Linked DNA regions of Mus musculus: all the other regions are linked to region 2. Evidence: chromatin loops called from intact Hi-C (ENCODE). Cell type or tissue: left cerebral cortex. All regions are shown on one strand.

Evidence for each region. A loop is a pair of places that touch in the nucleus more often than their neighbours do. Peaks named below come from ENCODE experiments on the same cell type or tissue, not always from the same donor. Only the 100,000 strongest peaks of a DNase experiment are listed, where the experiment ranks them.
Region 1: it touches region 2 in a loop (2.2-fold over the local background); 3 of 42 quality-filtered maps call a loop at or near these places.
Region 3: it touches region 2 in a loop (2.9-fold over the local background); 6 of 42 quality-filtered maps call a loop at or near these places.

What each region holds. Positions count from the first base shown.
Region 1 is chr19:53,240,243-53,248,242 of GRCm38, reverse strand. It overlaps Add3 (adducin 3 (gamma)), which reads right to left. Exons shown (of 15, transcript NM_001277100.1): 13 at 5,616-5,739; 14 at 3,838-3,933; 15 at 917-3,245. The coding sequence ends at 2,953. Among named protein-coding and RNA genes, the nearest start is that of 1700001K23Rik, 11 kb to the left of the region's middle. In left cerebral cortex, CTCF peaks have their summits at 49 (motif pointing left) and 4,118; DNase peaks (open chromatin) are centred at 30 and 4,103.
Region 2 is chr19:53,137,811-53,145,810 of GRCm38, reverse strand. It overlaps Add3 (adducin 3 (gamma)), which reads right to left and starts at 3,055. Exons shown (of 15, transcript NM_001277100.1): 1 at 2,722-3,055. Gm9618 (a long non-coding RNA gene) reads left to right here and starts at 5,972. Exons shown (of 4, transcript XR_386782.2): 1 at 5,972-5,994; 2 at 6,918-7,315. In left cerebral cortex, CTCF peaks have their summits at 3,120 (motif pointing left), 3,894 and 4,096; DNase peaks (open chromatin) are centred at 3,274, 4,187, 4,394, 5,159 and 2 more places; H3K4me3 peaks cover 4,129 bases; H3K27ac peaks cover 3,240 bases.
Region 3 is chr19:53,071,846-53,079,845 of GRCm38, reverse strand. All of the region lies in intron 1 of Gm30234 (a long non-coding RNA gene), which reads left to right. 1700054A03Rik (RIKEN cDNA 1700054A03 gene) reads right to left here and starts at 3,594. Exons shown (of 3, transcript NR_045320.1): 1 at 3,401-3,594; 2 at 462-653. In left cerebral cortex, a CTCF peak has its summit at 6,142 (motif pointing left); DNase peaks (open chromatin) are centred at 3,495, 6,089, 7,633, 7,995 and 1 more place; H3K4me3 peaks cover 432 bases; H3K27ac peaks cover 1,042 bases.

The sequences.
Region 1 (8,000 bases), 100 kb before region 2:
AAGAACTGGACGCGGGATTGTTAGGTTAGTCACACCCCCTAGTGGCCACAAAGAAAACTGCTTTGTAAAATGTCAGTCCGGCCAAGATCATTTGCATACAAGCTTAGTATCTGAGTTTAAAAAATAGTTAAGCTAAGCTACACGCAGATGAGAACACGGGTAATGGTCTGGGCTGCTTTTGGAAAGCAGGCTTTTGGTCTGAAATACTGTTTTTCACCACTGAGCTATTTACAAGCTGAGAAAACAAGTCATTATGCCCAAGACTATCAACCTCATCTCTCAAGTCCTTTGTTTTTGTAATAGGTGATCATAGTAAAGCTCTGATCAACTACACACTCCAGTTATTATTACGTCTTCCTCTTGCACTCATTTTCTAGGACAAAGTAGAAAAAAAATCAAAATAAATTATTCATGTGAGGGACCTGGTTGAAAACCTCTGAGGGTGTGGTTCTCTCAGAGCTGGGGCCTCACAGGGCTGGGGCCTCACAGAGCTGGGGCCTAAGCTCCTAAGCCTCCATGCCTCCACCTCCTAGTGCTGAGACTACAGGTGTCTCTAGGGTGCATTCTTTTAAGTAGGAAAAACCAGGACACAAATGATATTCATGTTATGATGGCTGATATACAGGGAATACAAATGTCAGGAACTAGAGGGGAATGAAAAAAAAATCAAACCTTAACGGAGAGAGACGTGTGAGCTCTCTCTCTTCTGCTCTTTCCCTACACTGTTGTCTGTGGGATTTAGTGTCTGATCTTAGTACACAACTTATATCTTCCATTCCATCAGCATCCTTAGGCCACCATACCTAACTAAGACAAAAGAGTTATACACACACAACGCATGCATATACATGTAACTCATGATGCATATAGGAATATAAAAGTATTTTAAGACACAGTTTACTATTGTAGCCTTGGCTGTTCTGGAACTCACAGAGTTCCACCTGCCTCTGCTTCCAGGGTACTGGGATTAAAGACATGTGCCACTAAGCCCACATATATATATGAACTTTTAACTAAATTGAAAACAAGCTTATCAAGACTCCTTAGCTCAGAGGACAATTTTATCACTTCACTGTTCCACATTAAAGTTTGGCAGATCACAAAGTCTAACCTAGGAAACCACTCCTGAATGGAAACCCCATTATACCAAATGCATATATTTAAAATACCGTTTATTGTGATTTAACATTAATTAGCATAACATCTAAGAGCAATATCAGATAACTTTTATACATTTTCCACAGGACACTGAGTTCACTGGCTCATTCATTATGTCAAAGCAAGTAAAGAGAAGCGTTAGCGAAAGGTGCAATAGTTTACTGTTGTGTTTAAAAAATATTTATGCACATTGCATTCATTTAGATATATATATTCTTTAAAAGTTATGGAAAAGGAGAGTTCACAGGTAACTGTGTCTCCACACGTTGTAGCACAACACAGATGATGTAGGACATAAAACAATCCTCAGATGCACAATTCAGCAACTCAAAGTTTCCACTACGAGATTAACAGGCTCCAGTAGTTAGTGAGGTCTAAGAGGACCAGCATCAATCACAGGGTCAGACAGAGCCAGCCCAGAGAGCACTGCGGCCAACGTCACGTCACGTTTGCGTGCCAAGTCACCCGCAGGGCGCTTTACTTCCACTCGTGGAGTATTGGGGTCATCCATTTACATTGATCTGCGACATTACTTGGGGAAATGGAGAAAACTATATTAAATCTAGGCTTAAATTTGTATTTACAGTAGAAAGGAAGTTAAAAGAAAATTTAAGTTTATAAAAATCAAGATTAAGTTTGCAAAAATCAAGACGTGGTAGTTTTCTCGCTGGTGGGATTAGACCTGCTGATTTATTCTAGTGCCGTCTTCTAAAAGGATGTACACTTTAACTCTTTTAAAATTCAAATGTCAACCAAGACATTGATTTTGGCAGGAAACAGGATTTTAGAAACTTGGGCCTTATTTTCAGCAAGTCGATCTCCATGTTCTTTCTTCTGTGGACACAGGACTCAGTCCTGTCCTGTCTCTTACTCTTCCCTTCCCCTCAGCCTCTTCATCCATCAGCAATACTAAGAGAAAAATACATTATATGGTTCAAATACGACTCGAGGCCTTGATATGCCCTTGGGTGCCACGCCCCTGGACTCCTGGATGGCACTCGGGCAGGCTTTACCCCTGACTGATTGGCTAACATGCACATGACACCTTATACTGAAGGTATACAAACGTTTTAACATACAAAAATTGTTTTTTTGCAAGAGTTAAACTAAATAACTCATATTATGTGTACAAAATCCCCTCTATGAAAAATAAGGGGTTTTCTAAACTAATAAAAAAGGAAGTTCTTCAAAAATTATAGTTTATTAAAATGACTTTTTGGCAAACAGTTACTTCAGGTAGGGGAATTTCATACTATGAGTAAAAACCCAGACAAATCTTTTCTTAAAACATTTTTTAAAAAATGATGTGCCAATGTATACTAATGCTCTAGAGTCTTGTAGAAGCTTTTAAAACATCCCATTAATGCCCATGGAAACAGTGGGGACCCAAAGATACAGTCAATAACCACGATGATAAACTCAAGGTCTGATTAGTGACAAGTAAGCATTGTCTCGTGCTCACTGGCAGCTCCTTCCCAGCACATGTGCTGCAGAGGCCTAGGCACCAGGCAGCAGCTGCTAAGGAGCAACAGTAACAACGCTCTGCCAGGGACGGCAGAGTCGGCCAAGCCAGCCACTGCTGAAAAGCTCGGCCGTTTTCGGACATATAAAAAGAGATGAATTTGAAAGTTTTCAATAATATTTTTCTTTTAGTAAAACCTCTTTCCAGTTTTTTAAAGTCCAGTTTGCTACATACTCCCAATCTGATCTACCACAGTATATTAACGATTAACTAAAATATGGTATTTAAGTGTGCAATGCCACAATGTAATATACAAATTACAAAAGGACTACTTAGGCCTCAACTTTCTCCTTTTTTTTGTTCTTTTTGAGAAAAGAAGGCGTGCGGAATTTCTTCTTTTTCTTGGAGGGCGACTTTGAAGGTGAGCCATCAGGCGACAGGACCTCTTCAGTTCTTTCTGGGGACTTAATGGTGATCTCGATGTTCTCTATGGTCGTGCTTGTGGTCAGCCTACTGACTCGCTGAGCAAGCTCGTCTTCGACATCATGCATCTCGTCCTTGCCGTTCATGATCATGACAGGCGCGTCCATGGAGGTGAAGCTCTTGGAAAACAGCTCGTGGTTTTCTACGAAAGGAGAGGTTGGGGGTGGGGGTGGGGGGGGGGGAGATTATTTACTCAGTCAACGTTTCTGTTTCATTTGCAAACCTGAGAAGTTTTAGCAATGTCTTGAGCCATGCATTGCTTTAATTTTAATGAGGATGGATTATTATTTTAATAACATGTATCTATTAGCATGAAGCTAATTTTCTTCAATGATACAAAGGGGAGAAGGCAAGTGTTAAACAGGGTCACAAACTGTACTGGTGGTCCGCCTTTCCATGGCAAATCAAGTCATTATAAGCTAGGATGACGACAGATATGTTTTTCTTTAATTTGAGGGTCATTTGACATTTAAAACTGTACAGAACTTCATGCTACTTATTAGAAGGTACACGAGGGCAAGTCATTTTTAATTCCACAAATTCATAAAACTATAGGTTGACCCAAGCCAGGCGAGTGAATTCACAGCGAGTGAATGTAAATTGCAGTGAGTCAGATTTGCCCCATCCCTATGTGTGGGGCACTGACAGAGGGACTGTGAGCAAGTGTCCGATCCCGTCCACGGGACAAACGACAGGGCTTACGAGGGGGCGGCTGTGGGAGTCACAGTGAGTACCTTCTAATCTCTCAGGGACACTCTGCGGTGACTGAGTTTGAGACTGAATTTGTGAAACAGATGCAGCGTCGTCTGAGAGTGACCCCTGCTCAGCGTCTGTTGAACAAGATGCTCAGTTAAAAGCCATGCAAACAAAACAAGGAAGCTTACGGTTTCAGAGAGGTTAGTGCGTACATCCAGTGCCTGCTTGCAAGCTCGTCAGCTGAGAACTGAGCATGCTTACCGCCATCCCACATGTCAGCCACTAGGATTCTGAGGAGGTTGATGTGTTAAACTTCTGGCCATGAACAGTAACTTGCACACTGAGTTAAAAAAAGCATGGGTATTGGCAGCCCAGACAGAGACTGAATGCGTTTAGCCTTTGCTAGTATAGGAAACCAAAATACAGCCAGATGAAAAAACTGACTGACGAAGCCTCAGCAGCCTTGCTACAGGAACGAGGCAGAGGTTCCACTGAGTCCTAGCAATTTCCGGTTAGTGATTCCGGTTAGAGCAGTATTAGTGAGCTTATGCACAGACGTAAAAGGAACTATTTACAAAGTGTATGCGAAAGGTGACATCCAGAGTATGGTATTTGTTACCTGGCATTGTCAGGCTTTCAAAAGTAAGAGATTGAATAAGGACATTTTATAAAGTATGAAAGATGTTTTCTTCCATCTTATGTTAGAACAAACAAGGTAAATATGCCACTTAGAACTATTTTCTGTAAGTGCATTAATGAGTAGGGTAACTTGATTTTGTGCTAAAGACACAAAAATAAAAAGACACTAATAAAAGTGGTATCTTGGATGGCCCAGCTGTCATTAGCCTTTAGCTCTCAGGTAATTCCGTGGTATCTAACACAGACACAGTAATTCTTTCATTACTGACCGTTTCCCTTGGGTAGAAATGCTAGCTGTAGCTAAATGCGGATGCGCCAACGCAGAGGCTCCTACTGGATCAGGGACTTCTAATCGTCTCCCTTGAATCCTTCTTGCCCAGACAGTTTTACACACAGTTCACTGTGTTTCAGGTGGCTTAACACCTCAGCCCCAGTGCCCCGCTAAGGCCAATCCTTAATTCTGGAGCAAACTAGAGCTAGGACTCAAGTCCTAATGCCTCTTCCTAACAATCTATGATTATGATTATGATTATTGTTATTTATTATTATTATTATTGACAAGATCTCCCACTTAGCCTAGGCTACTCTTCAAAAAATCCTCCTGGCTCAGCCTGGGGTGCCGGGATCACAGGCATATGCCTCCACAGTTGGTTCTCCATCATCAGCTCTTGATTCCCCTACTTATAAACTTACAGAGACTTGCAAAGTCAGAAAACCTCCACTGCATTAGAGCACCCATGTGTCAGGAAAGTCACTTCAAATTCCCAGCAGTTTACATTAAATGTTGATTTAAAATGTTGTTTTGAAATGACTATACTGGCAACTTGAGACACCAGAACAAAGATTTCATAAAGCATTAATTAAAACCATGTATTGGAGAATCCATGACTAAAAATCCACATACTATGCATGTTCAAAGCAAGACCTGTATTTCTTGTGTCTGGAAATTCTCTATTCCTACGGCCTTGGTGTATACACTGTATGATAGCACAGCCCATGCGCTGATGACATTCCGAGACGAACAGGTTCCTCTGTCTGGACTGCAGAGTGGTTCTCTATGGAAAGGTCTAGAGCAGAGGAGCTAAGAGAGCCCAGAAGCCCTGCCTTCTGTCCTGCAGCTCGGGTGCTCTCTGCAGTCAGTACGCTGAGCCCAGACCCAGCCTCAGCATGAACTAACCGTCCAGGCCTTGCTGCTTTCTCTCGATTGTCTTCGTATACTCTTCCAGTTCTCCTTCCAGGAGGTGGCTGAATGGGTTAGGAGGAGCTGGTGGGCCCTGATCGTCATCGTCAAACTGCATGGTCTTACAGAGGAAAACCCAACACGTTAGACTCATTACCAAGGACTCTACAGATCTTTACTTACTTGCTGCCTACATACACACACGCACATGCACACGCGTGCACACACGCACACGTAGGCACAAGCATACACACAAAATAAACGTTTGTGATTACCCAACTTCATAGCAACTGTAAGAAATGAGAACGCAACATGCTTTTTAACTTACAGATTATAAACAGAGCTACCATATGACCCAAGTATACAGCTCCTGGCTATAGCTATCTGAAGCAGTCCAAATCAATATATAACGGAGTTCCATGGAGAAAGATGAGTGGCGAAAAAAATGTACAAATACACAAGTGAGCATTACTCAGCCACAAAGAAGAGCAAAATCAGCCTATGGCGGGAAGACGGTCCAGCTGGAGCTCCCTGGTCAGTGAAAATGGCAGCCCAGCAAGGATACCTGTCAGCAGCTTTCTGTTCTCTGGGACGTCTAGAGAGTGAGAGCATCACGGAAACAGGAAGGGGCTGGGGCGGGGACTGGGTGTGTGTGTGTAAATATGACTGCATGTGTGGAAAAGTTCCAGGGAGCCATGGTATTGTACTCATGGTATGAAATTTCCTCACCTGAAATAAGTTTTGCCAAAAAAGTCACTGTAATCAGCTATAATTTTTAAAAAGTACTATGGGTTTCAACATTCCTTATTTTGAAGGACTTCCTCCAGGGCCTGCGGTGGCCTGCAGTGAAGCAAGGAGGTCTGGTCAGGTTGTCCAGGATTACTTGGGGTCCTCTGTACTTCCAAGTGAATTTGGTTTTTTTTTTTTTTCATTTTGTTTAATTTTTTTTTAAAGATTTACTTTATGTATGTGACACTGTCACTGTCTTCAGACACATCAGAAGAGGGTGTCAGATCCCATTACAGATGGTTGTGAGCCATCATGTGGTTGCTGGGATTTGAACTCAGGACCATTAGAAAGGCAGTCAGTGCTCCTAATAGCTGGTCCTTCTCTCCAGCCCACTTCCCAGTATGTTTTTCACAGCAGTGTCAGGCAGAACTCCAAGTCCTAATTAAGGTCTTTGATACATTTTGCATTGATTTCTGTGCAGGGTGCAAAGTAGGGCCCTAGTTTTATCCCTCTACAAGTGGCTAAGCAGTTCCCAGCCTTTTCTTGATAGGTATCTTTGGTACTTTGTCATAAGTCCCATGGATATTGGTGTGTGGCTTATTCTGGGCTCTCTATTGCACTGACTGATTTACAGGGAGGGCTTTGGCCAGCTTTTGTTATGATGGCTCTGCAGTGTAATTTGGAGTAAGGTATTGTAATACTTCTAACCCTCCCTCCCTTCCTTTTTTCCTCCCCTGCTCCCCCCCCCCCCCCCGGTTGTGTGTGTGTGTGTGTGTCTACACTGAATCTGTAGTTTGCTTTCAGTAATATAGCAGCTACCTTCTGAAGCTGGATACTGTAATTTCTTCTTCTCCTATATCCTTTACTTCTTCTTTTGCTCACTGCTCACGAATGTCTTATCCCTGTCTTCAGTTTTTGCCCACTCAGTACAGTGTTAGTTATAGGTCTCCTATGCACTGTCTTTATTATATTGCGGTAAGGAATGCCTATTCCTAAGTTTTTCAGAATTTTTGTTTGTTTGTTGGTTTTAGAGACAGGATTTTCAGTGCTGACCTGGCTGTTGCTTTGTTGGGAGACTGCTTCCTCTTTGGCCTTGACTCTTGTTAGTGAGCTGTTGAGTTACTTCTTAGCCCAATTTTGATAAGCCATGCATATGTAAAAATTTATTAATTTATTCTAGATTTTCTTTCTCTCTTTCTTTCTTTCTTTTTCTTCCTTCCTTTCTTCCTTCCTTCCTTCCTTCCTTTTTTTTTTTTCTTTTTCAAGACAGGGGTTCTCTGTGTAGCCCTGGCTGTCCTGGAACTCACTCTGTAGACCAGGCTGGCCTTGAACTCAGAAATCCGCCTGCCTCTGCCTCCTGAGTGCTGGGACTAAAGGCGTGTGCCACCAGTGCCCAGCTAGATTTTCTAACTTATTAGAATATAAATTTTCAGAGTACTCCCCAGTGATTTTCTGAGTTCCAGTGCCATACCTCTCAGCTCTAACTGTATTACTCAGGTCTCCTTTCTTGTCTGTTTAGAGTGGCCTACGTGTTGTCAGTCTCTATGGATCTAGCTGTCTGTGCATATATATAGTCTCCACTCTGACCTTTACTCTCTTCTCTTCTCAACTCAGCTGGAGTTGGCTTATTATTCTCAGGTAAATCACTAAGGT
Region 2 (8,000 bases):
AGAATCCCAAATAGACATACACATACAAACCCACATGCCCCTATAATTCACCATCTCTAAAAGTAATAATTACTAGGATCTTTCCTAGTCTAGAAAGATATATTTCAAGACTCGAGTAAAAGTCTGAAATCACTAGTATATGTATTCTATGGGTATTTTTGATAATATTTTATTTATAAATTAGGCATGACAGGAATACAACAACCAAGAAAACATGCAAGATTCTGTTATGAAGTTATTTAAAACTTAAGAATTGCTTATTTCTGGAATTTTCCATTTAATTTTTTTTCAGCTGTATTTGACCAGCAGCCACTAAAATTCTGAAAATAAGACTGCAAACAACCACAGATTATTCTATATGCATCTAGTAGGTAACAAACCTTCTCCTTGCACATCATAGTCAGAGTGTTCTAACGTGTACTTTCAGAGAAGATTTAACACAGGCAACCATTACAGTAAATCTGAACCTGTCTTGGCTTTCAGCCAAGGGAATTAAACCAACGACAAAACCCCAAAGATCTCCTAACAATTGCAGCTATAAATATTTGGCATGGACCCCAAGTTCAGAGGAGAGACATGAGATAAAGTAAGCATTAATTTTGAATCTCTGTTACCTGATTTGATCTGTGATTGTTCAGCAACTGTCAGATTGGACTTGAATAATTTCACATAAGCTTATGTTTAGAAGGAAAGACAGCACTGCTGACTAGACATGTTAAGTTTTCTTATTATTTTATTCTACACAGCTAAGTTTTCCAACTGAATGAACTAGCTAGAACTAAATATTAATTAAAACAAAAATGTTTAAGGTGAGAAACAGCTTAGCAACTTGTACATGTCTTTCAGACAGACCTCTTCCTTTACCTAGTGTATTTATTTTAGCATTTCTCCCAAACTCTACATTGCACTCAGTTATGAGAAAGGGGCATGTCAGCTATCTATAATAATTCTAAGCATAGCTTTGAGGAGCTTCTAATTTATAACATCTCTTTGCTATCATATAACTTGCTACCAACCAGAGTGCTGAAGCAAGTTATAAAAAGCACTGCACATCACTGAGCAAAAAATCACATTCATTACTGAAAAATATAATTGATAAAAAGATAAGCAAGAGTAAAGTATACAGTATTAGCTTCTCAGGCATCTTTAACCACTGACTACACATTATATTCTGAAAGTCATGTAAAATCTTTTCAGGGGTCATGCAATCACCCGTCACCTTCCAAAACTACCAAACACTTCCTAATATCCCATATGCAAAAGTGTTTCACTGTATTAACATCTCTTAACCAAGTATCTACAGAGCTCCTTAAATTATGTTTAGCATCCTAGATAGGTAATAAATTGCTGGGGAGTTTTCCTTTAAAGCAACTATTACCAACATGCTGACACTCCTGGGTCAATTTAATGAGGTGGGGGAACTGTAGAAAAGTGTCCGGCCACTACTCATAACTACAGTTAATCTGATCAATTTTAGGAAAAAAAAAAGTTACCCTGCAAGTTAAGTCCGACACAAAGGAGATTTAGCTATAACATCTTCCAGAAGTGCTCGAAAAGAAACAATTCTATCAATGAGTCAGCCTTGTACCTTAAATACACAGGTCATTCTACTGGTCAAGTAACTTCATTTTAAAAGGACATATTACACTGTACTCTTACTAGAAGTCTGCCAAAACCCAAATCAGTACATGTTCAGCACACTGAGGATGGAGTCCATTCTAAGAAAGGCAATCATTTCATACTGCTAACTCTAAAATTTCTATAATTTTATAAATCACTGTAAAGAACTCACACATGTTTATGTAGCTCATCCCAAGCCCCAGAGTCTTATCAATTCCTTCCTGAGCCTGGCTCCTAATCCTCACTCAAAGCCTCTTGGCTGAGCTAAATCCCACACCACTCTAGCAAAGTCAATTCCAAGAGCACATGTGCCAAGGATATTTAGTGGTTTTCCTTACACTCCCACTTTAAACGGGCATCTACTTGCAATTAAATCTCTGCAACAAAAAAAGTTCACCTGAGGCCATTCTTGTCATTTTAATAGAGGCCTGGTTTAATAGTGGCCTTGCCTCAGCTATTACATACCTCCAAAGAGGTTGGAAGTGCCCCAAACACCAGCAAACCAAATCTGCTGCCAACTGGGCTGTCACCCCGCAAGGAAGAATAAAGTATCAGGAATGCTTGAAAGGTTATAGTGTGTGTGTGTGTGTGTGTGTGTGTGTGTGTGTGTGTGCGCGCGCGCGCGCGTGCTCGTGCGCACTTTTAGTGTGTGTGTGCTGGGGAGGGTCACACTGATTAGATAAAGTGGTTGAACAATTTCAACTTGTGACTGAAGTTTCTTAAGCCACGAGGGGGTAAAAAAAAAAGAAGAAGAAAAAAGAAAACAACAAATCAACACGGTCTTCTTCCACCTTCTCCAAGCGCGGGAACCTCCCACCGTCCCCGCGAGCACCTTCGGGGTCAGCAAGGCTCCCCGCAGAACAGGATTTTGCAATCCCACGCCCTCGCTGGGGGAAGCCGGGGACGCCCGGGTGAGTCCCGGCCCACTCTGCGGCGCCGCACCCCGACTCCTCGCCCCCAGGTCTGCACTCCTCGGCCCCGTGGGGCTCGCGTTCCCGCCCCGAGCACGGTTCACCTGAGGCCGCGCGGCCAGCCAGTCCGAAGCCCCCTCGGCGTGGGAAGCGCGGCGGGACCCCGGGCCCTCCGCTCCCGCAGGATTACCTCGCAGCGCAGCCGGCTTTGTGCCCACTCCTTCGCCACCGCCGGGCTGCAGCGGCCGCCCGGTCCGCCGCAGCCGCCTCTTAACGTCGCTCGCTCGGTTCCCGAGGAGAGGGCCGGGAAGGGAGGGGGCGTGGAGACGCAGGACCTGGACGCCGAGCCCTCGGCAGCGGGAAGTGGCGACACCTGGTCGCCGACGCGTCTAGCTCTCGCTGCTTCAAAACATCATTTAAAGCCCTTTCCTCTCCCTCCAGCCCCTCGCCCGCACGACCGTTACCGGCGGGCGCCTCGCGCTCTGGCGGGACCAGCCGAACTCCCCACGAACGCCCTCTGGCCCGCCCCTTGGGCTCCGCCTCCACAGGGTCCAGGACTCCGCCCCCTACAGGCTTAGTCTCGCTTAGCACCCCGAAGGCCCCGCCCCACAGGCCTGAACGCCTTGGCCCCGCCTACCACAGGCCACGCCTCAGGGCTCTTGATTCCGCCCTCTACAGGCTTGACCCTTCTAGTACCCCAGCTTCAAGGCCCCGCCCCATGGCCCGAGAGCTCTAGCCCCGCCTCTTATAGGCCACGCCCCAGCAGCCTTCACTCCGCCCAGTACGGGCTGGGCCCTCGTAGCTCAAAAGCGTGCCCCTGGTTCCGCCCTTCGCCAGCCCAGCGTTTTTGCTCCGCTCCTAATAGGCCACGCCCCCAACAGGCTCTCGCAGGTCCAGGCCCCGCCTCTGCTGCCCCTTGAGATCTCTGGCCCCGCCCCTCGAGGCCCCCCTTCGAGCTGCAAGCTCCGTATCCGTGCAGCTGCGGCAGTGGGGGCCTACGTGCTCCGCAGGCGGAGGGCCTGTTGCAGGGCGCCTGCCTGGCGCCTCTGCAAGGTCTTCCTCCCTCAGTGCAGCTCCGATCCGCTGCCGGAGAAGGAAACGACCCCGAGAGAAACCCGATTGAGAGTGGGAGGGTGACGCCACGGAAACATCTACCTCCCCAGTCCTAACGTGCTTCCCCCACCCAGTGAATCTCAGCTGAGCCGTAGCTTTCAGATTGAGCTTCTGTGGCCCACTGAGGCCGCTGGGTTTTTGGGGGGAGAGGCCACAATAGTTGGACTTCAGCTCGGCTCCCACAGGAGGGGGCCTCGATTTTCTCTTCAGCATATTTGCGTTTGGGGGAGCCTCCCGCCTTCACTCACTCCCACAGAGGGACGGGGCAAGGGCCTTTATATTCATTTGGACCAGCCCAAACTCTGCACTCCTACTTTGGCTAATTGCCTCTTAAACCTTCTGAGAGCTGACCTCTTGGGAGATGAAAAGTCTAGGCTCCGCCAGCAGCCTTCAAAATCTGTCTAAAGCCAGGCAAACTTTGCAACACTCATTTGCAGAGTCGGGGATCCCTCCACAGGTGACACTGGGCTGCCCACCCCCGCCTCCCAGACGGGTTTCTCACCCCAACCTATTCTCGAAATAGACCTCCAGGCACACGCTCGCTGCTCTCCTCTGCCACCCACGACTTGCACACCACTCCGGCACACATGCCCTCTCCACTGCACGAATTCACCCTCAAGCACACTCCTCCCAACACCATTCTAGTGATTCATGGTCCCTGGGGTTAACCCCACCCTAACACACACAGCAAACTTCATTTCCCCACCCTTATCTCCCGTCCTTTCCAAGGCACTGGCGACAGGCCACTTCATTTCCTTCCTCATCTGCAGGCTCTCTTCCCCCTCAAATACTTCGCGCCAGCCTCCTCATCTTCATCCCCTTTCCCAAAAAAAAATGTGCTAATTAAAATGTAGTTTCCTCTTCCCACATACGAAGTGTGGCAAATGAATAGCGTTCTTGGCAAACGCTGCAATTCATTTATCCTCCTTTTCTCTCTCCACTGGACTAAAGCTATAGAAATTTTAGTCTGCCACTATCACCCATTTGCTTTTTTTCTAAAAAGGAGAGAGAGACCATGTCTTCTTATTTTTAAACACTCAACATTCGTGGGGGAAGTCTTGCTAAGCTTTAAGGAGAAAAAACGGCATCTAGGAAGCGCTCAACCCATCATTTTATTTGCCATTTAAAAATATCTGCAGTGTTTGAGAGCGAGATTGGGAGTGGCTGTGTTTTCTGCATTTAAAAAGAAAAAGAAAAATGCTCTGCATGCATTAGGTTAGCCTTTTTTACGCATAGCAAGAGAGGAAAAAAAAGTACTGTAGCATCACATATCATATAATAGTCTCTCCACTACCCAGAACGTGTGTGTGCCAGACAGAACTGTAGACCCCAACCCACCTCCAAAGGACTGCAGATTCACATAACGTTTTAAGCATGGCTGATGGGGAGTGCATTTTGCCACCATTGCCTTTCCCACGCGTTATGAACAAAATGGGAAAGAGATGTGCTTACCTGCAGGCGATCCGAAGCTGCTTTGCCAGCAGGGGAGCCGACGTGTGTCCGTCTTCCCCGGCTTAGGTGTGGATTCTGCAGTGCTGCACGGGAACCCACTGCAGCCGCGGAGCAGCGGCGGCGGCTGCTGCTTCTCCCAATGCTGAGTTGTAAAGTGTGTGACTTAGAGACTCCACGGTTGCCGTGAGGCGCTGGCTTAGAAGAGAGGAGGCAGAATCTCTCTTAAAGGAATGGGTTTGGTTTTTCCTCTCCACTGTTGCTTCATCAGATGTAAAGGGCGGGGGGGTGGGGGGGGTGGGAGGGGAGAGGAAGATCAGGAAATTTTTTTTTAGACTGAGCAAAACAGTACAGCTGTGGGAGGTCAAGGTTAAAATTAACTGGGTGAAGGGAGCGACTCAATGAGAAATGCTAGAAGCACTAATTTTAAAGAGCCCTCTCTCTACTCCTAATATTGGGGTTAATTGCCAAAATAAAGCGGTGTGCCTTGAAACGGATCAGCCACGTGTGCTAATCTTTCATTTCTAACCACTGTACTAAATAACCATAGAAAGAGAGACTATTCAGTATTTACTACAAGTACGAAAGGATTAATTACATAAACCTCATGTGAGTGCTAACACCTAAAATATAGCTGAAACTTCTAATACATGTTTATATTTACATTTATATATTTACACATATATTTATATTGTATATTATATCTATAATTATATATTATTAATTATATATACATAATCTGTGAGGTATTTGTAGTTTTTTTTTTGTTTTTTTTTGTTTTTTTTTGAGACAGGATCTTACCATGTAGCCTTGGCTGGCCTAGAAATGGCTATGTAGAGCAGGCTGTCTTCGAACTCACAGAAATCTGCCTGACTCTGCTTCCCAATTTCTATGAGTACAGGTGTGCACCACTATACCCAGTTCTAATATATTTTTTGATACTAGCACTTAGTATCAGAGAATATATTATTGATAGATTTCAATGTTGACGTCTATGTTATAAAATCTATTATATCCAGAATAAAATATATCTAAATTAATTTTAGAAAATTATAACCGAGTATACTGGTCTATGGAGTGAAATTTTGCAAATTAGAGAAATTAGGAAATCCAAGTGGTTTTGTTTATTTTAAATACTTCTAAATCTACTATTTAGATTATTAGAATGTGCCCTGCCCATCAGAAGCCCACACTATAGCCTCAAATTTTATTTTTAATATTCTATCATTTAAGCATTGATTATCAATTACCCTTCTCATTATATTGAGTGTGAGGCATGGTCGCCAAATAAGAACAGATAAAAACAGAAAATATTCTGCCACTGTTTTTCTTCCCATGGCTTTAGCTAATGACCTGCATGGTATTGAATAAGTAGCTAACAACATTTGGCCCTTAGGTCTCAGTGTTGTAAAATGTGGGATTTGGGCTGAAATTTCTACGGAAGAGAATGCTAAAAGAGCCATTCCCAATCCCGAATAAAGATGGCTTTGTGACACAACTGTCTTTTTGTTGTCTAAGTGCACTGAGTCCCACTTTAAATTACCTTTCCTTAAAGTGTGAGTTGGCCAAAGCTCTCAAGCTGGGAAGGAGGCTGCTGGTAGAGTGCTTGAGTAGCAGGTACAACATCCTGGGCTTGATCCCCAGGCCTGGGGGGATGGGTAGTAAGTTTCCATTCTCAATGTGATTGGGGTTGATTTGCTATCCTGAAATTATTTTTTGCTAGTTACATAGTTATTTTGTAAAGTGAACAGGCAAGCTCACCTAAATTAGAATTGTATGCCCACCTGTGATCAATTTTTCTGAAGCACAGCCCTTCTGTTACAGGACCTGGGTGATGGAACACTGTCATGCATGTTGTGTTACGGCTGGTCGTTCTTTGTGTTTCTGTGTGATCTGAATCAGGATGAATGAAATCGAGTGAAGGAGCACTGACTTTAGGTGCGCATGCTCCCACCGAACGCTCTGCTCAGCCCTGAGTCTTGCTAGATTGTCCTCCTGCCTCAGCATCCAGGGGAGCTGGACGTACGTCATAGGAGACTACCACTTCACCCTGCTGACATGCTAACTGTACCTGGCTTTTATTTAAAAGCTGGAGCATCATCCGGTGAGTTAGAACAGACTGTAGAGCTCACCTGTGGAGCTTTCAGAGGTGGGAAGCATGGAAATCCAGTGTGGGCAGAGCTGGAGTTAATGATGAATGCCCGTTCTTCACATGAAGCAAGGTAAGTAAGTAACACGCTGGAAATTGGACACTTTTCATTCGTTCACTTTGGGGGCTTAACACCATTGTCTGTGTGCACCTAGGATACCCTAAAGAAATATACCAACTAGTACTTAAAACATAGTATCTACACAAATTCTGCCTTCCAGGTTTAAACATGTTTGTACCAGAAAGAGAAAGAAATTGTCAAGAGGGATGTTTAAAAATAAAACAATAAAAAATCCAACAACGGGTAAAAACCACAACCTCCCATTAGCAAACTCATGTTTATCTTATAGAATCTTCCAGGTGTTGTTATCTCCTTGGGAACACTGGTGCCTTTGTTTTGGTCTGCATCCTGCCACAAGGAAAAGATTTTTTTTTTTTTTTTTTTTTTGGAGCCATGGAAATGAAAACATTATAAGCATTATATAAATGTACTTCTGGCCTTTAGCGATGCTGAAGGCTTTGGGTAGACGACTAGCATATTTTCTCTAGGCTTGAACCAGTATTCCTGGTGGAGAATCTGGCCCCAATCTAAGCCCAGCCCCCTATGTTTCAAGGAAGCATTAGTGTTGTAATATACTTTATGTTAGATGACACCACGACTTTGGCACTCTGTGTACCTAGCAAGAGAGTTTCTGTCACATTGATACAACAACAACATTCTTCTTACCAGGACAGAACTGAAGGAAATTTATTTTTCC
Region 3 (8,000 bases), 66 kb after region 2:
CGAGGTTCAGAGCCAGACTGGTCCTCCTCATATATCAGGTCAGTGTAAGAGGCCACTGCCTATAAGAAGCATCATTATCTTCAGCATCGATAAGAAAGACACAAAGCTGCATGGTCAAGTATGACGTAATGGTAATGTGCCATCAACCGTAGGGGACATCCCAATCTCAAAGACATTAAAATCTTCTGGGCATCGTGGCTCGAGCCTTTAGTTCCAGCAGAGGCGGGCAGATCTCTGAGATCAAGGTCAGCTTGATCTACAGAGTGAGTTCCAGGACAGCCAGGGATACGTAGAGAAACCCTGTCTCGAAATACAACTACAGAAGGATGTTAAAATCCGACAAACGAGATTTGTCTTCCCACGTGAATACTAAGGTATTTGTGTAGGGGACCTGAGTCTCTAGCGGAACCTCTCTTTGCTTCACCCTCCATTAAAAAACTGGTAACAGTCGTGGGACCTACCTCCTAAAGCCTTTGTGATGAGACAGTGAGCTAGGTCACGGCAAACACCCCAAACATTCCGCACGCAGCACATAAGTGTCCACGCAACTGTTCACTACACACTAGTCAATTCCACAGACACTTGCTCCATTGAGGATAGAGGTTTTCCTGGTTGCTATTCTTTCTCTGGTGAGGAGAACCGGGCAGTAACACCTAAACATGGCAGAGCATGATTTCAGAGCAATAAGCACAGGGCGAATTGGAGGGTAGGAGTGGGTGGTGTAGATTGTCTTTTTGTGCGTTAGACTCTGGTGATCTCTTCAACTACACCCTGGCTTCCACTGAAAGGCACCAGACTGGCCTGGCGATTGTTCTCTTGTGGAAAGAGATTTGCATTGATGATGCACTTATGGGTTATTATTATTGCCAAATTTTGTGCTGCTCTAAGCATATCCTGGAAGCACCCCAGCCATAGGGGAATTCTGACCTCAGAGGCATGCTGGGAGTTGGGGGTGGGGTCAAGACAAACACCGCATGCTGTGCATAGCCAGATGGTTCTGCACAGCAAACTCTGTTATTTCATTCACAGAAAATCAGAAATAAGCTGAGTCCACCATGTTGGGCCCGAGGAATAAAAAAGTGAACAGCCCTGTCTTGATACGCAGCCCTGTCTTGGTGCCACCCAGTTTTTAAATAGACGAACAGAGGTACAACTGATTATTTCCAGAGCAATTGCTGGATGGATGTAGCCGGTTCAGAAACAACACAATAGGGCAAGGCTCTGGGTCCACATCTGCTTCCCAGTCTGTTGGAAACCTTTGAGTTTTGTTGTTGTGTTTAGCCCTCTACTATCCCTAACGTCCTCGTGAGGCTGTTGAAGAAATAAATATTGGGATGATGAGAATGTCATCTAGCTGGCACTCATTTAAAGGCACATGGTGCCTGTTTACAGCCAACCAAATCTGATCGAAGAAGCTGCAGGGGGGTTGGCACACTGGAGCTCTCCAGGCCCAGATACAGAGTTTGAAAAAACTCAGAACTGCAGTTTAAATACTACAGCTTCTCTCTCTCTCTCTCTCTCTCTCTCTCTCTCTCTCTCTCTCTCTCTCTCTCCTACTGTTACTTCTCATCCTTGTTCAGTATTAGATTTCTCATCTACAGAGTACCTTTCTAGCTCCAAGTCTCTGTAAATCAGTAACTTAGTAATCATTTAAATGTCATACAGTTTTCTGTCAGTCATCTGCACTGGGCTGAGTTGTGGTCACACTTGTTTAAACGCCTCTGTGAAGGCACTTTGTAGATACAGTTCATTGACTTTAAATTTAGACTCATTGACTTTAAATAAAGCAGTTTGTTTTTGCTGGTGATATTATTATTATTATTATTATTATTATTATTATTATTAATTTTCACCTAGTTAACTGAAGTCCTTTAGAGCAAAGACTAAGATTTCCTGGAAAGGAAGGAACTCTGTCTTAACACTTGAGAAACTCTGCTGGAGTTAAAAATCTAATTTGCTAGCTAACTCTTATCAATTTCAGACCGAAGTCAGAAATGCCAGCTCTAACTTGAGTGTGCAGCTTGCTGGCCTGCACTGAGTATTTGTCTGTCTGTCCTATAGCCACAAACAAAAAAACCCGACTCCCTCCCAAAAGCGGTTGCCTCATTTACGTAGTACGTGAGCATTCTGCCTGACTCTCTCAGCATCTGACCTGCTTTTCTAAACTTGCCTCACCCTCTCAGCTCAATTCAGCCTTGTGTTTTCTCATAGAGGACCATAGCTTAAACTTTCTTTTTGCCTCTGGATGCTATTTATTTTCCTAAATAAAACTTCCTCTGAGGTGCCTCTAACCTGAGATCCCATGGTTGACCCAGGGGGGCTTTGATGGGTCTGATGAGCTCCATCCAGGCATAGACAGCCACACACCCAGGGCTTCTGTGTTTTCCTACTTCATCTCTCAGAGCGTTCTTGCCCTACATACCTTAGCGAAGAAGCTACGTCCTTTACACGGCGTTCTCATGCTTTTACAAAGGGTTAAATCTCTTCTTCATGTCTCAGGGGACATTTAATTACAGGTGGATATGTTTGTTAATTAAAAGGGAGTGTGTATAATCTCCTTTTGCTTATTCAGAGGGCAATCTTTAAATGTAAGCATAGCCTCTTTCTTTCTCTCTCTTTCTCTCTCTGTCTCTGTCTCTCTCTCTGTCTCTGTCTCTCTCTCTTTCTGTCTCTCTCTCTGTGTCTCTCTCTCTGTCTGTCTCTCTCTCTGTCTCCTCTCTGTCTGTCTCTCTCTCTCTCCCTCCTCCCCCCACCCTTCTCTGTATGTGTACAGGGTAGGGGGGTGAAGTTATTTCACAGAAAATGTTTGCTAAGCTCTTAGAGAATCATGAAAGGACGCTGCCTGGCTAATGGCAGGAATTATTAGAAACATAGGCATTCCTACTCTTGGCTCTCCTCTAAAAGGCTCTTATCATGGACGAGTGTTTGCCTTTGTAAGGAGCATCTCAGAGGACGTCTGGAGCGCACAAGGACTTCAGTCGGTCGAAATCTAAAGGGTTCTCTCTACAGTCTCCCGGTCTGCGGTGTGTTTAAGCTATTTGGGTATTTTCCTCTCTCTTGTTCACTCTAGTGGAATCAGGCTGAGCCTCTGTTATATAACACCACCAGCTCCTGCAGTAATGAGCAGCTTCTAAGGAGGAGGCACCAGAGGGACAAAGCCACCTGGCCTCTGCCAGCCCTCCATACCCTGCCAGTACACCTGCAGCGAGCTCCCAGGCCTTGGCCTAAAAGAGGGGCTGCTTGTTAAGTTCCATTGCGTGAGATGACAGTGCCTTTCCAGGACAGGCTGGACTAAAAAAAAAATCTCTGCCTTTGTTTCTCTGGCCAAGTTTTATCCCGGGGACTTCGGGATCACCAAGCAGCTGCCTCGCTGAACCTGTGTCTCTTACTCTCGCCTCACCTGCTTTGGGAAACCTGATCAACTCAGACAGAGACGTGAAATATTTAGAGCTGGCTCTCAGCCATCCGTGTCTCAGAAAAGCTTGCAGGCAAGTGTCACGTGTTGGTTGCCTGTCTCTGTTGACTTGGCCATGGTTCATGTCAGACCCATTTCGGTATTAAATCAAGCTGGTTCCGTCTCTATGTCTTAATCATAAGAAGACTGTTTCTTACAGCGCCCGCTGTTGCTAGAGGGCGGGGTTTCACGTAGAGCCCTTTGTGACGAGACGGGAAACCCCAGTTTAAGTGGAGAAGGGCACATATTGGATCAACTAAATGAGAGGCTCGAGGCAGCTGGCTTCGGGTTCAAATGAGGTCAACAGGCTTCTCTTCAACTTTCTCGTTGCCTTCTGTGAGGTTGGCTTTCTTTTTAAGCGTCCAGCTGGTGGGCCCTAGGATGGTGCAGGACCGTAGCAGAAGCACCAGACTTTATAGGGAAGAGAAGATATGGTTGGCAGCTTTCTGTGAGGGCAACCTGTGATGAGTCAATTTTAAGGAAGAAAGGTTGCTTTTGGCTCATGGCTATAGTGGGTTCGACCCTTGGTATTTTGGCCGTCACGGGGGCCCGATGTAACACAAGTACATCCCGGTAGGGACTCATGATGGAAGAGCTGCCTACTTCACCCCTGCTAGGAAATGAAGGGGAAGGGAAGGCTCTCAATATCTCCTTCAAGCCTCCCAGTGTAGCTCCCTATACTAGGCTCTATTTCCTAAGAGTATCACTGCCTCCCAAGAGTACCAGAGACTGGTTCCTGTAATGCACAGGCCTTTGGAGGACTGTCAAGATACAAACTACAGCCAAGAGGTTGACAATTTTTGTTTTTCGTAAAGGTGCCAAATAGGAAATAGTTTAGGATTGGAGGATCATATGGCTTCTGTTGCAACTACTCAGTTCCACTGTATTAGCGTAAAAGCAGCCATAGATCATACGCAAATGAATGAGCATGGCTCTGTTTCAAGACACTTTTATTTACAAAAAACAGGCAGCGGGCCAGAAAGAGTCTGACCTCTGGAACTACAGAATTGTTGGTGGAAAAAGTGTGCTCAGCCAGGGACTAATATTTTTTTGGCTCCTCTCATAATTGGGAGAGATCACATGACTGAGTTAATGCCAGTGGGACACTAGTGGAAATAATGGGGACATTCTGGGGGCCAGAAGTTGTAGTCAGCAAATACAGTCCTTTATGTCCTCGTTACCTCCTGAAGGTGGGTATACAAGACGATGAACTTTCCCCAGGAAAGGTGTCACTGCGCAGACCGTGGAGTTGAGCTGCCAAGTGACCAAGAACACTTGCAGCACGGCGTTAGGCAACTGGCAAATAGATTTCCATTGTGTCTGAGTCATTGCACAACACAGATTAGGGTTGCTTATCTATCTTGAGTAATATAAAAGTGCGTGTATAAAAGGGAGTGAGAATATATACGATACTCCCCAAAGGGCGCTCAGGACTTGTACAATGGGAGAAGAAACAACTCAGAGTAGTGTGTTCAAAACAGAGTGCCTCAGCAAATTGCTACTCTGTAGCACCGAGTTACACATTGTTTCTCTCTGTATAAAATGGGGGGACTCAGGAGGAACACTTTGTCTTATCCAGTTAGACTTGGCTATACGAGTGAGCTATAGCTGAGAACATCTGAGCGGCTGTGATTGAAGCCACTTTCAGGCCAAGAAGCTGGTGTTTTCCGCCTTGATCGAAATCTTCTGCTGTTTGAATATCAAAAACGCTCTCGCTCTGGGCCCTAGGGGACAGTGCAGCCCCAGCATGCAGCCCCTGGGCTCTGCGTCATTACTTGGAGTATGATATGGGTATGGGTGTTTTTCCGGCATTTATATCGGTTTACCACTTGTATGTTTAGTGTCCTTGGAGGTCAGAGGAAGCACCCATTGGATCCCCTAGAACTGGAGGTATAGATGGTTGTGAGCCACCATGTGGGTGCTGGGAATTGAACTGGAGTTCTCTGGAAGAACGGCCAGTGCTCTTAACTGCGGAGCCATCTCTCCATCCATTACCCCATCTCCTTTTAAACCCCTCAAGTCCAACTTGTGCTACCCCGGAGCCCGGTGACATCCTACCGAAGGCTACACCCTTAAAGAATGCCGACTTCTCCTCTCCCAGTAGCCATGGATTTCTAAAAGCTCCTCGGAGCTTGCACAGGTCTTGTGCACCCTGTTGTAACGCAGTGAGTTATATGTGAAAGTACCCTGTTGTGTCTGGAAAGTGCTGTTATTTTGTAGCCACCCACCACCTCATAAACTCTTAGTTTTGAGCAATTGCCACATTTTGTATAGTTGTTGACATAGAGAGTCCACTTAACCACACTGCCAGCTGGTCTGTATTTCAGCCTCACTTTTCCTTGTTAGGTTTTATTGTTTGTTTGTTTGTTTGTTTGTTTGTTTGCTTTTCGAGACAGAGTTTCTCTATATAGCCCTGGCTGTCCTGGAACTCACTTTGTAGACCAGGCTGGCCTCGAATTCAGAAATCCTCCTGCCTCTGCCTCCTCAGTGCTGGGATTAAAGGCGTGTGCCACCACGCCCGGCTCCTTGTTAGGTTTAATATTTAAATCTCCAATCTAGGCTAGAGAGATGGTTCAGCAACTTACCAAATACTGCTCTTGCAAAGGACCTAGTTGTTCCAAGCACCCACATAGGCAGCTCAGGACAGCCTGGAACTCCTGCTCCAGGGGATCTAGCACCCTCTTCTGGCCTTCACAGACACTGCACTCAGATGCACAAACCTATACCCAGACCCACACCCGCACCTGTACCCACTCACATAGTTTTAAGAAATTGTGTTGATTTTTGGAACTGGAGAAGTATGGGATCTGCCTGCATGTGTGTGTGTGTGTGTGTGTGTGTGTGTGTGTGTGTGTGTGTGTGTGTGTGTATGTATGTATCCAATTTCCACAGCATCAACTGAAAATTTGAATGTGCAAATTTTCTAATGTATTTTTAGCACTTTGTTGAAAAGCAGCTGGCCCTAGATCTGTGCATTTACTTCTAGGCTGAGTTCTGTTGCGTTGGTCTAGGAGGGTCTGCTGAAGCTGTTAATTCAAAACCAACTATCTGTTTTTATGCACCCACATCCCACGGGGCTTATCTGTGCACAGTGAGGCTTATTGAAGTATTCCCTACAAAAGTCTATTTCTTTGTCTGAGTTGTTTTGGAAACCCAATATTTTCCACTTCCTTTACACTTCCAGCGACATTTTCTGTTCCCCCCAATAGTTTTCACTCATGCATAAAGACTGATATTCCACGTAGAGGACTTCCAGCCTTCACCTAAAGCAGTTCAGGTCGCTTTCTCCCTGTTTCAGGGGAAAATTAAAAAACTTGGAAGTTTTCCCTTTGTCTCAAGCAGAGTAATTTAACCCATTGCTGATGTCATGGGACATCACATTTTCTTCTGAAAAACTCTCTGAATAGATCATCAAGGTACTTTTCCATATAAAGAAAACTCCTTCCCTCACATGAATTCTGTTTTGGGCTGCTAATAGCATGGCTTTATAAAATATGTATTATGTAATATATACATATTTTTACAAGTACATAATCAAATGTGGCCATTTTAGACTTACAACACCAGCAGGGTTGTCAAATTCAGTTGTGTAAATTGTGTGCTATGTGACTCTAGAAGTCACGTTTACACTATAGATTATGCATCTGGAAATCTGTAAAGTTCCATAGTCCCCAACCTACATGGATGTGTGTTTTAGGTCTTTCTAGGCTTTCCCCACCATCTCACCAATTGTCTCTCGCTGGCCCAATTCCACATTCCTGGGGGAAAACATTTGGTCATCTGTTTGGGGTCAGTTGTCCACTCCTGTCCAATCAGATACGCTTGAGTTGGAAACATCTTATTACAGACACATGGATCCACACTCTGGCTTTCCTTGGGGAGCCCGTCGGGGAGAGGGAAGCAGAAAGTAGTTCTTGGGAGACTGAAGCACTTAGTTGCTGTTTAAGGTTTCTGCTCTGTGATCTCTGCAGAAGTCCACTATTCCCTAAATTCTCGAAGGAAGGTCTTGGTTCTAGACACCACCTATCCCTTACCTCCCCTTCTCTGTCGTCAGACATTGGTTAAGTGCCTTGAGTGTCTAATCATGAAGAAATGCAGGCTTGACTTCCAGGGCTCCCTCCCACATGCTCCCCTGTTTCCATAGAGATCACTTAAAACCTAGCTTAGGGACCGGCTTTCCACACCCATAGGTCTACCCTCCTCTTCTTTCTGCTCATAGCTTCTTTGGAATCCTGGGCTCATGGTCTCTGGCATTCTGTACCTGCTGTCTAGCCTTTTGTTGATGTGATTATTTTGGGTGTTCTCTGAATAGACGGAAGGAATCAGCCCTGATACCATTCCTTTCCCTTGCACCAGCCTGGCCTGGGTGGATATCTAAAACTCATTCTAATACCTTCCCCCTCCCCTTTCTCTCCAAACACGGTCTACCAGGCAAAACTATGGGGTTCCCAGTTTCAGAGAGACAGGAAAAGGAGTCTTATTTCTGAATTACTATGTGGAGGCAGGCATAACTGCCTGCCTGTTATGCAAATGGGAAACAGATTTC